Regions from separate parts of the Homo sapiens genome. Here region 2 is linked to region 1. Evidence: chromatin contacts called from ENCODE Hi-C or POLR2A ChIA-PET data. All regions are on one chromosome and are shown on one strand. Each heading gives the region's core, a stretch centred on a gene start or an enhancer-like site at or near the end of the contact. The rest is flanking DNA. Distances are from core to core; before and after follow the strand shown.

Region 1 (6,164 bases), core at 1,122-3,621:
GGGCAGAGTTACAAGGGAAGCAAAAAGAGATGACAGAGGAAATACAGATTTTTAAAGGGAAGAGAATGGAGTACATGTGCAGGGAGAAGCAGAGGTCCCAAGAGAGATATACACAATGGCAGCAGCCTGGCCACATTTCCTGTGACTGGATGCCCTGAGATTCCTCCATTGTTCTTTTACCTAACATGAGCTGTCTAGGCTTCATATCTTTGTTTAATATGAGTTCCCTTGCCTGGAAGGCTTTCCCTCCGCATTATTTGGCATCCCAGGGTTCCAAGGCCCACCTCAAATGTGACTTCCTCCAAAATGTTTCCACAATTCACAACCCTCCCACTGCCTCCCAGTCCTCCAACTGGATCAAAAGTTGCTTGAGGATAAGGATAATTTCCAGTGCCTAGATAGTGAATGCAAATGGTAGGCATGTTAAATGAAACAATCTTCCTATAAAAGTTTTATCTACAGAGTGGTTAGCAGAGTCAGCATTTAAACATTTATCGGGTGAATGGATCGGTGGATTTGTCAGTCATCTGAAATTTTTTTCTATTAGCACAAACTTCTGTTAGTCTGAATTAGAAAGAACTTGTTCTGAAACAAAGTCTTCACTCATGATCACCTAGAAGTTATGTGGTACTGAACAAAGCACCTGGGGATCAAGAAAAAGATGACAAAGTCCTGTCCAGGAAGAGCTTACAGTTCTGTCCCAGCTAGAAGGAAGCAACAGCATGGGACACCTGAATGCTTGTAATTCTGGAGTCATAAGAAATCAAAGAGGAACTATTAAGCTTCTTTGCCTCCATAAAAAAACGTGTTTTTTATCTCCATAAAAAACAAAAAATGTTTTTTATCTCCATAAAAAAAAAAAACCCAAAACATCTGTATGTCTTCTACTTACCACTCCCCTAGAAAATACCATTTCTTACTTTCAAAGAAAAAAAGTACAATTTCATAAAAATATACTGAGAGTAATAAATATTAGAGAAAACAGGTCCCAGGAAACAAGACTATTTTTTTTTAAACAAGCAAAACACATGTTTTAAATCCCCATTTACAAGTTTGTGAATTATGGCCCTTTGTGCTCAAACTGGACTCGGAGAAACACAAGCTTTTTTAGACCACCACAATAAGAGCTGTGGGGGGATGGGAGATGGGGAAGAAAAGAAAGGGCCAGGAAGAAAGACACAAAAGGCTGTCACAAAGACCGCAAAATTTAGCTGTTTATTAGGTTGCAAGTCTCTCCTTCTCTCCCTGCTTTCTCTTTCTTCTTTTTCTCCCCACAAATCCTCTCAAAACACATACAAAAAGAGAAAACTAGAAGCAAGATTGGGTCAAACATGAAGAACACAGAAAGAATATTAAATAGCTAGCTTTAAAGGGCTCTTTTTCAGTTTGAACAAAAGTAAAACGTTCTCCAAAGCAAAAACAGAAAACAGAGCTTCCACCCAGATTGTGCAACTTAATGAGAGGAGGTTAGTGCTGATAAACCCATTGTGAATCTATATAAAGTGACAGATTTTCAAGCAAGGAAATCAATCAGTTGGGATTGAAGGATTTAGAGCTCAGGAATCATCTGGTTCAAACCAACAGGGAGCTGAGGGCTGGGTGGATGGGGGATGGGTTGGACAGGGTGACATGAGGTCAAGAAAGGGGGTCTAGTTTTTATACCCACCATTCTCTGACCCCATTCCACCCCAAACTTGCACACTCAATTCACATTATCTGTCATGCTAGCAAGACATTCAGCTTGACCCTGCAAGATTCACTTTGTTCTCTTCCTTGCCTCACTCCCAGCAAGCTTCCAACACAAGGGAATTAAGCTTTCCCCAGGCAGTCACAGAACCCAGCTGTAAAAAGCTGCTTAGTGCTCTGCCGGTAATCTGTCACTTTGGTTCCTTCCTTGCTGTCTGCTTGTTCCCAATGGAGGCAAAATTTAGAAACATACCATCACGTGGGGGCTTTTCAAACAGGAACGATGGAGTGCTCTGGGTTGCAGTGACCTCAATTTCTTTCTTCCCTGCCAGAGCCGTCTGTCCTGGCTGTTTCTCTCCTCGCTGGCAAACCTGCGAGCATGAATCAATTCTAGTTTCACTAAAATCTTCCTGCCCTTTTTCCTTGCTGCTTCCTTCAGGAATCTGCTCCAGCTTACTATGGAGATATAATCCAGCAGTGCCGAGTTCCTTCTTCCCAGAGTTGCTGCTGCTGTTGCTGAAGTGAGCCAATTCTTCTCTCTTCTTGGCCACTGGTTCCTCACAGATGAAAGGAGGTATCTCTTTAGTAGACAAGATGGGCAGTTTCCCAGGGCTCAATTTGTAGCTAGCTGTCTGTTCCTCACCCACAGTCATGGAGCGCTTCATAGCAGGAGCTCCCAGTTTCCCAGGTGTAGGACTAGGCATTGGGCTACTAGGGGGAGGCAGCAGGCCAGAAGAAGGCTCTTCTCGGGCAGGGAGTTCAGGGTACTTATCTGCAAGGTTGACAGCTGGGGGAACTGAGAGGTGAGAACATTCAGACAGGGCCCTGCGCACTGCCTTTTTCTGCTGGGGGGCTTGGTTGAGCACAGCCTCCTCGGTAGAACTCAATTTCTCCAACTCCTTATCATGGTCTCTGATGTGACAGCTTGCATTCAAATGTTCCTGGGTGAACACCATAGTGATTGGCGGAATGGTGGTGGGTGAATGCTCAATAATGGGGGCTGGGTGGGCTAGAGACACCAGGAGTGGGGACTCACACTTCAGCTGCTCAGAGTTATCATTTACCACCCCAATCACTGGGCAGCCAGGGGTGATGCTATTCTCCATCTCTCCCGGAGTTGCTTCCCTTGAGCCCAGAGAGCCTTGAGCCACTGGATGAAAGCTGGGGTTCCAAACACTGGTTTCCTGCTCCTTAACATATCTGGTAGGGATGTCAGCAGCCCCAGGGAAATCCAGATCTGACTGGCTCTTGGTCTCTAGTCCATTCTTCCCTGCCACCTTCCCCTGAACTGGAATGGTTTTGTTTTTGTCTGGCCCCTCTATGAGTCCCAGATGGAACTCGGAGGTCTTCTGGTGTACCGAGTTCCCCTCCAAGGGATGGCAGGTCTCTGAAATCACATACCTGCTCTCAAGGTGACCTGAGGCTTCTTGACAGTCCTTGTCCTGCATTTCAATGCTCAGCTCTTTGTCTAGCTTCCCCTCAAAAAAGCAGAGCTTGTTCTGCTCCAGGAAGCTGGCATTCTTCACAAGCCCATCTTTTGGTTGCCCGTCCATGCTGACATTCAGCCCAATTTCATTCAGTTTGCCCTCTGTCCTCTGCCATTCGAATCCGGCTTGACTGATTTCTTTTGGGGAGTCCATTCGGCACTCTGCAGGCTTGCCCTTACTGAGCTGACCGTACGCGGCAGTGAGAGAGGCTGTCTGCTTGTCTGAGAGCGACATCGTCTCTCCTCCACTGCTCTCCCTGCTTTCGCTCCTGGAGCTCTAATACCACCTACGATCACACAGAGCTTGCAGTGACATCACACCAATTCCCCAGTATTCATGACAAAATTCATCTCTCCCTCAATGCCCCTCTCTCCTCAAGCAGTTGAGTATTAAATGCACTTACAAATGTGAAAGAAAGAAAGAAAGGAAGAATGAATGAAAGCGAAAGAAAGGAAGGAACCTGCTGCTTTCTGCACAACAAAATGCTACTTTAATCTGAGAATGTAATTTCCCGTGAACTAGCACTCTGTTTAGATCTGCAATTTAAAACACAGTATGGTGCCAATCCAAGCACTAAGGATAGTAATTATTTTGGCTTTCACTGATATAGATACGTGCATACCCACACACTCATTTATCTGATACCATGCCCACCCTTCCACATTCAACCACTCAGAAAACTGTTTTAAAAATAACCGAGACTCATTTGCCAATCCCCAGCTATAACCCTGAAGAACAATGAATCCAGGAAATTGTTCAAAATTGGACTAAAAAAAAAAAAAAAAAACCACACCTTAACGTAGTATTAAGATTGCAGGCATTCATTCTCAGAGGAAGAGTGGGTTTGCTGTCATAGCAACTTATCAAACTAACTTGAAAACTGACTTGAGTGGGGTCCCCAAAACCCGTAAGAGCTCCATCTGTAGCTCTGCATAATGGAAGAGTTTAATAAAGGGTTCATTTAAAGACTTCAGTGATCAGGGCTTTGGGGATAGATATTCTAATTATAAGACATTTGTGTGACAACATACCCCTTATGCATTTACGCCTGTCCCTGCCCCCACTTGGTTCCTTGGATGAGCTGGGTTGCTCCCTCCACTACCAAGCCCTGCTCTTTCCAGCCTAATAATCTGTTAGGTGTCATGTGAACACACTGGGGGCAGTGCATCTTTCTCTGACCTCCAGACTTAGGGACTCTAACAATTGTAGCTTGGAGTTTTCCCCACTCACCAGAGCTTACTGCCCCCATTTAACTCAGCATGGTCCTTTGCTGCCCTGGGCTTTGAGCTCAAATATTGTATATTCAAACTGAAGGAACCATAAAACAAAACTGTGAGAAAAAAATTACACTATAAGGACAGGCTATACTCTTACTTTGAACAAAGCTGATTTTTCTTGTCTAGCTGTAAGTTACTGTCTTGCAATAACATAGCATACTGGAAATATTCTATCAGAAATCCAAGAGAAGTCTTTTTCCAAGATGAAGAAAAGATTTAGATTGCTTTTTTTTTTTTTTTAAAAAAAGGCCATTTGCCATAAACTGCAATGATTTGATGACAGTTTTTAAACAATGCCTTTAGAAAAAAGGGCAAGTTAAGATTGTTCTTTGGTCTATAAAATGTAAAGAAATTACCAAGGTCCGCATAGGAAAGCTTGCTAAACTGTAGCCTCTGTCCCCAAGAACTCACCTTCTCTATTCATACCACTCAAGTTCCCAACAAGAGTACAGGGATCAACCTTATATACCTTTTCCATTACCTTCAGTACCTGACACAGGGCTACACTCATGATGATGAGTGGCAATGTTGCAATGCTGAAAAAAAAAAACTGAACATGAACTGAGCCTCATATACATTTCTTCCCCTTGATCTTGAGCTGTTTAGTAACAATACATGACAAAGCACAATACAGATTAACTGGCAAGGAACCTGGTTTCCATACTCTATGGCAAAGATCTTGCTAAGGAAAAGGAAGTGAGGTATAACAAAATGAAGAATGCCAGGAGAATCATGATTCTAATTAGTAACAAGAAAAAATATGATTGGCCGGGTGTGGTGGCTCACGCCTGTAATCCCAGCACTTTGGGAGCCCAAGGCAGGTGGATCACGAGGTCAGGAGATCGAGACCATCCTGGCTAACATGGTGAAACCCTGTCTCTACTAAAAAATACAAAAAATTAGCTGGGCATGGTGGTGGGTGCCTGTAGTCCCAGCTACTCAGGAGGCTGAGGCAGGAGAATGGCGTGAACCCACGAGGCGGAGCTTGCAGTGAGCTGAGATCACGCCACTGCACTCCAGCCTGGGCGACAGGGCAAGACTCCGTCTCAAAAAATAAAAAAAAAAGAAAAAATATGAGGCGAGATTGGGTACAGAAAGGCCTTGGTAATACAACATAGTTGAATTCTTGCTTTCTTTTTTTATACATATAATTGAATAATATAATTAAGTATGTACAATATGTGAGGAAAATTATGAAAGTCTGGAGATGGCTGGGTGCCATGGCTCACACCTGTAATCCCAGCACTTTGGGAGGCTGAGGTGGGCAGATTGCTTGAGCCCAGGAGTTTGAGACCAGCCTGGGCAACATGGCAAAACCCTGTCTCTACAAAGAGTACAAAAATTTAGGTGGGCATGGTGATCACAATTGTGGTCCCAGCTACTCAGAAGGCTGAGGTGGGAGAATTGCCTGAGCCCAGTAAGTCAAGGCTGCAGTGGGCCGTGATCACATCACTGCACTCCAGCCTGGGTGAGAGGAAACCCTGTCCAAAAAAAAAAAAAAGGGGGTGAGGAAGATATTGTTGTAATACAGTCTGAATATACCAGAGGAAAACTCTGGAAAATACCTTAGAAATCAGGTAAGCCTCAACAACCCCATTCTGTGTAAACTAGTCACCCCCCACAAACGACACACACATATACACCCTTAATTTACTGACATGGTGGGGAAAAAATTAATTTGACTTTGAGTCAGAAGGCCAGATTTTAAAATCTG
Region 2 (6,096 bases), core at 2,015-4,514, 67 kb before region 1:
CACTGCAACCTCCCTCCTGGGTTTGAGCCATTCTCCTGCCTCGGCCTCTTGAGTAGCTGGGATTACAGGCACCTGCCACCATGCCCAGAGCTAATTTCTGTATTTTTAGTAGAGATGGAGTTTCACCACACTGGCCAGGCTGGCCTTGAACTCCTGACCTCAGGTGATCCACCCTCCTCGGCCTCCCAAAGTGCTGGGATGACAGGCATGAGCCACCGTACCTGGTCTTTAAGGTCCTTTAGAGGAGGAGTTGGTAATCTTTTTTTTGTAATCATCAGGTAATAAATATTTTACGCTGTGTGGGGCATATGCTTTCTGTTGCAGTTATTTGACTCTGCCATTATAGAATGAAAGCAGTCATAGATAATAGCAAATAACATAGTAAATGAGTGTGGCTCTGTTCCAATAAAACTTTCTAACAACAGGCAGGGGTCTGGATTTGGTCTGCAGGCTGTAGTTTTCCAACTCCTGCTCTAGACCAGTGAGGAGAAGAACACAGAAGCAGAAGAGTTCCAAGAGCTGCTGTAAAGAGTTGCCCTTATCTTACAAGAGTCATTGAGGTTTGTGGAGGTGAAATACTTGCTCAGGGTGACTCTTGCTGTTAGAACCCAGTTGAAATAAATGAATAGGAAAAGGGGACTGCATTAGTCCATTTTCATGCTGCTGATAAAGACATACCCAAGACTGGGTAATTTATAAAGAAAAAAAGGTTTAATGGATTCACAGTTCTATGTGGCTGGAGAGGCCTCACAACCATGGTGAAAGGCAAAAGGCACATCTTACATGGTGGCAGACAAGAGAGAAAGACAGAACCAAGTGAAAGGGGTTTTCCCAGCCGGGTGTGTTAACTCATGCCTGTAATCCCAGCACTTTGGGAGGCCGAGGTGGGTGGATCATGAGGTCAGGAGTTCAAGACCAGCCTGGCCAATATGGTGAAACCCTGTCTCTACTAAAAATACAAAAATTAGCTGGGCATGGTGGCACGTACCTGTAGTACCAGCTGCTTGGGAGACTGAGACAGGAGAATCGCTTGAACCCAGGAGGCAGAGGTTGCAGTGAGCCGAGATCGTGCCAGTGCATTCCAGCCTGGGTGACAGAACAAGACTCTGTCTCAAAAAAATAAACATAAAAAATAAGAAAGGCCAGGCGCAGTGGCCCACGCCCGTAATCCCAGCACTTTGAGAGGCCAAGGAAGGCGAATCATGAGGTCAGGAGATCGAGACCATCCTGGCTAACACAGTGAAACCCTGTCTCTACTAAAAATACAAAAAATTAGCCGGGTGTGGTGGCGGGCACCTGTAGTCCCAGCTACTTGGGGGGCTGAGCCAGGATAATGGTGTGAACCTGGGAGGTGGAGCTTGCAGTGAGCCGAGATTGCACCACTGCACTCCAGCCTGGGCAACAGAGCGAGACTCCATCTCAAAAAAAAAAAAAAAAAGAAAAGAAAGAAAAGAAAGGGGTTTCCCCTTATTAATCTATCAGATCTCTTGAGACTTACTCACTACTATGAGAACAATATGGGAGAAACCACCCCCATGATTCAATGACCTCCCAACCACGTCCCTCCCATGACACATGGGAATTATGGGGGCTACAATTCAAGATGAGATTTGGGTGGGGACACAACCAAACCGAGACAAAGACCCCCCTGGGAACAAACTAGTTGGTTGGCATCCCTGGTTGTTGTTTTTTTTTTTTTTTTTGTCTTTTTGAGACGGAGTCTCACTCTGTTGCCAGGCTGGAGTGCAGTGGCGCAATCTCGGCTCACTGCAACCTCCGCCTCCCGGGTTCAAGCAATTCTCCTGCCTCAGCCTCCCAAGTAGCTGGGACTACAGGCGCGTGCCACCATGCCCAGCTAATTTTTGTATTTTTAGTAGAGATGGGGTTTCACCATGTTGACCAGGATGGTCTTGATACCCTGACCTCATGATCCGCCTGCCTCAGCCTCCCAGAGTGCTGGGATTACAGGCATGAGCCACTGCGCCTGGCTGATTTTTTTTTAACATAAAAATCTAAACATCTGTTCAACACATGTGTTGTAAACTAGAAAAAATAGTATAATGAACCTGCAAGTACCTGTCACCCAGCTTCAACAATTAACAACTCATGGCCAGTGTTGCTTTGTGTATAGCTCTTCATTTTGGCTTCTTTAGAGGCAACTAAGAAATCATGGCATTTCAGCCTTATGCCAAATGGCTGTCAGAAAAGAGTGCTATCCTGAGGGCTTCCTCAAGTGCCACAAAGGGCTTGGGTCCTGCTGTCCAGGTGGGGCCTTTCTGTCTAGACTGTTGTCTCCTTCAGCTTTCAGATACCATTTTCTTTTCCTTTTTTTTTTTTTTTTTTTTTTTTGAGATGGAGCCTTGCTCTGTCACCCAGGCTGAAGTGCAGTGGCATGATCTTGGCTTACTGCAACCTCCGCCTCCTGGGTTCAAGCGATTCTCCTGCCTCAGCCTCCCGAGTAGCTGGGATTACAGGCGCGCGACACTATGCCCGGCTAATTTTTGTATTTTTAGTAGAGATGGGGTTTCACCATGTTGGCCAGGCTGGTCTCGAACTCCTGACCTCAGGTGATCTGCCTGCCTCGGCTTCCGAAAGTGCTGGGATTACAGGCGTGAGCCACTGCGCCTGGCGAGGAACAGCACTTTCACTGCTGGACTTTACGCTGGACCAGCTCAATTCTTGGCAGTTTCCAAAGCTGGGTGTTTTCACCTTCCCCTCCAGCCCTGGGGATTAAATCTGTTTCCTGAAGAGGTCTTCCTTGGCCTGGCTCCAGATTTTCTTTTTCGTTTTTTAAACTTTTAATAGAGTTGGGGTTTCACTATGCTGCCCAGACTGGTCTCAAAATCCTGGGCTCAGGGGATCCATCCGCCTCAACCTCCCAAAGTGTTGGGATTGCAGGCATGAGCCACGGCGCCTGGCCCTGGCTCCAGATCTTCACCAGGTTTACTTTGTAAGCCGTTAAATAAGATGGGGCTGCCAATTTGCCAGAGGCACGTGAGAGGTAGTTAGGAACAATTGGTAGGACCTAGAGGGAACTAACTTCGCTTCCTTAGATGACATTGAGCTAAGGCCTAGCATTATTTTCCCCCCAACAGCCTCATTCCATCTTCCTGCCTTCCATCCACACGACTGCTGGTTTAGATTTGCTGGAGAGTGAGCTCTGCAGGGTCCTAGCCCTGGGCAGCGCCGAGCCCGCCTACTGAAGGCCCAGGGCTGTGGTGAGCGAGGACGGGCTGCTGATGCCCTCGCCTAGGCTTGGGCTTCGGGTCCGCCCGGCCCGCAGGGGGCGCGCGGCGCTCGGGCCGGCCGCTCCCGTTCTCTTCGCCCGGTCCCTGCCGCGCACAGGCCTCGGGGTCGGCGGGAGCACGATGGCGGCCGCTAGGAGACTCATGGCGCTGGCCGCCGGCATCTCTCCGCGCCTGCAGCCGCTGGGTCCCCGCGCTGCTGGGCGACAGGGTCGCTCGCGCGGCTTCTCTTCAAGCTGCGCCCACCCCGACCACACCAAGGAAGCCGCCGAGGCCGAGTCAGGGATGGCCCCCGGCGGGCCTGGGGAAGGCGACGGAAGCTTGGTGAACGGTGAGGGCATCGGCGGGGGCGGGCGGTCCGCAGCGCCCTTGACTCCTGGGATGGCAGAGCTAGGGGCGCGGGCCGAAATCGGGCCTGGCGGCCGGGGGTCCTCTCTTCCATAGTGGCCAAGTTCGCCATCCGTCGGCGGGCAGCGGCCTTGCTGTTTGTAAAGCTTAGCGTGGCACAGGCCCGAATGGACCCTTAGAGTACCTGCTCCCGGCAAGAATAGGTGAGAGGTGCGAGACCTCGAGGGAGTGGGGAAAACGAGTAAAAGTCCAACTCCTGCCAGGATGAGTGGCCAAGGGCTAGAGCTTCTAGGGACAAGCATGCCCTCACCAGTGTGAGAAATAGCCCAAAGTAACTCCTGGGACATCAGGATCTCAAATAGAGACAGAATGACTGTTCTGGTGGATTCCAGCTTTGTGCCTCCCAAATAGTGCAGAGGATAAAACTGTTGAAAGCATCAAGGATGGGTAGAGAGCGCCAGCCTCCACCAACCTTATAGAGCTGAAGGTGGGGGCGGGGTGGTGGTCTCAGTGCAGCTCTATTGTTAAACCAGTGGGTGTAATGGGCTACTCGAAGTTGGGTCCCTCTGTGACGAAACCCCCCCCGCCCCGGCCAAGTCCACTTAGATATGGTTTCTTAACTGCTTAACTGCTTGACTCTTAGTTGCTTTACAAGTTACCGCTTAGAGGGAGACAGGATCAGGTGTCCTCCATCCTGGCCACTTGACACAGGAGTCTGTCCCAAGGAAACAGTCTCAAACCAGGCAGCAGAGTTACATCAGAACGCTTGGAAGCACTTTTTGAAAATATAGAGTCGCCTCCAACATCGCTCCCATTCTCAGGTCCCCTGTGGGGAGCTGGATGTCCATGCGGTGAAAAAGCTCCCCAGGTGATCAGTGTACACGCAGGTGCACATGTGCATATATACAGCTCCTTTTGGAGCTGCCAGAGGCTAGAGTGGAGAATGATATGGCCCCCCATGTTCCTAGCAGACCTCTTCATGACCTGGTTAAGCCTTGTGTCTGGTACAAGCTTACCCTAGGTAGATATCTCTTCCCTTTCTGCTCTGAGATTAATCCAAAAAACAAGAAAAAGAAGCGAGGTACCTCTCATGGTATCTGATGCATCAATTTTCCCCTTGATTCCAGAGAACTTGGGGGAGGAGTAATTCATGCCTGCTCAGATGTAGAGGTTTTCTTTCTTTTTTTTTTTTTTTTTTGAGATGGAGTTTCACTCTTGTTGCCCAGGCTGGATTGCAGTGGCGCGATCTTGCCTCACTACAACCTCCGCCTCCCGGGTTCAAGCGATTCTCCTGCTTCAGCCTCCCAAGTAGCTGGGACTACAGGCGCCTGCCACCAGGCCTGGCTAATTTTTTGTATTTTTAGTAGAGACGAGGTTTCACAAGGTTTCACTATGTTGGCCAGGTTGTCAAACTCCTGACCTTGTGATCCACCCGCCTTGGCCTCCCAAAGTGCTGGGATTACAGGCGTGAGCCACCACGCCCAGCCAGATGTAGAGGTCTTTAATCAGTCCCCACACATAGTTTGGTTCTGTGGGAGTCTTTTGCAGTGTGCTTAGATACGGTTGAGAGCTGGGGCCTGGTATTCAGCATCTGGATCTCATCACTTGAGATACATGGGGCCAGGTCTCTCGTGTGTGTGTCTTATTTTAGGAAGAGCCTTGCATTGTCTTGATCTCCAGTTTGTGTGTGTGGTGGATTTTTGTTTTTGTATTTTTTGCTTGCTTGTTTGTTTAGTGTCTTCTTTCAGACATCAGACTGGGGGGTTTATTGACCAACCAGGCTTTTGTAGGTGATGTATGAAATGAGGAGATTGGGCGGAGAAGAGGATGCTGGTAGGATCCCTTCTGTGGTGTGTGGGTCATTGGCCCTTCTTCAGGAGATGGTTATTCAAGTGGGTCTGGCCCCACTCTTCCCTGTAAACCCTGAAGTCATTCCTCTTTTCTTTTCCAAGATGCTCCTGGGTGGTTTGGGGTCATGAGCCAACATCCTCAGAATCCAGCCCAGGGTTGCCCTGATACACACCCCATGGAGTTTTTAAAAGAAAAAGAACAACTGTAATGCTTTTGTTCTTATTTTCTTAGCTTCTAGGGACCTATTAAAAGAGTTCCCACAGCCCAAAAATCTTCTCAACAGTGTGATTGGAAGAGCCCTCGGCATCTCACATGCAAAAGACAAACTAGTCTACGTGCACACAAATGGACCGAAGAAAAAGGTAACTCTGCTGGTGGCAAGGAAAAACATTGGTATGACTCAGAAAGGAGGCTGTTTGTCCTTTCTGTCTTAGGTTTCTTTGTCAAGGAGGCCATAGAATGGGTTTCCTGAATTAAAATGGTCAGCAGAGACTCAGAGCAAAGCTAGGTTTGAAGAAGAGCCAGAATACACGTGCCTGGTTTAGGGAAGAGGAACACAGGGCAAATGAGGTGCCATCTTATCTAAGACAGGCGCCTATACGGATCCTTGGTTTTTGCCCCCATCGACTAAGGACTGCAGAGGGTTAGAGTT

What was found. Hi-C counts contacts between places; a loop is a spot of excess contacts on that map. ChIA-PET counts read pairs that join two places held with the same protein, here RNA polymerase II (POLR2A). Pooled maps may share reads with other maps.
Region 2: a loop to region 1 is called in a map of endothelial cell of hepatic sinusoid, with 8 times the contacts of the local background. The contact joins two enhancer-like sites. A Hi-C loop is called at or near these places in 1 of 168 maps with a recorded cell type or tissue (endothelial cell of hepatic sinusoid) and 1 of 50 pooled maps. POLR2A ChIA-PET finds 5 or more read pairs at or near these places in 11 of 52 experiments (B cell, Caco-2, GM10248 and 7 more).

What each region holds. Positions count from the first base shown.
Region 1 is chr3:47,889,085-47,895,248 of GRCh38, forward strand. The region is part of intron 10 of MAP4 (microtubule associated protein 4); the gene reads right to left. Among named protein-coding and RNA genes, the nearest start is that of MIR1226, 43 kb to the left of the region's middle. Within about 2 kb of position 2,372, at least 12 of the 41 ENCODE cell types and tissues checked have a DNase peak (open chromatin) inside an H3K27ac peak, as active enhancers do.
Region 2 is chr3:47,821,672-47,827,767 of GRCh38, forward strand. DHX30 (DExH-box helicase 30) reads left to right here. Exons shown (of 22, transcript NM_138615.3): 5 at 5,676-5,806. Among named protein-coding and RNA genes, the nearest start is that of DHX30, 22 kb to the left of the region's middle. RefSeq lists silencers at 434-634, 3,135-3,424. Within about 2 kb of position 3,265, at least 29 of the 41 ENCODE cell types and tissues checked have a DNase peak (open chromatin) inside an H3K27ac peak, as active enhancers do.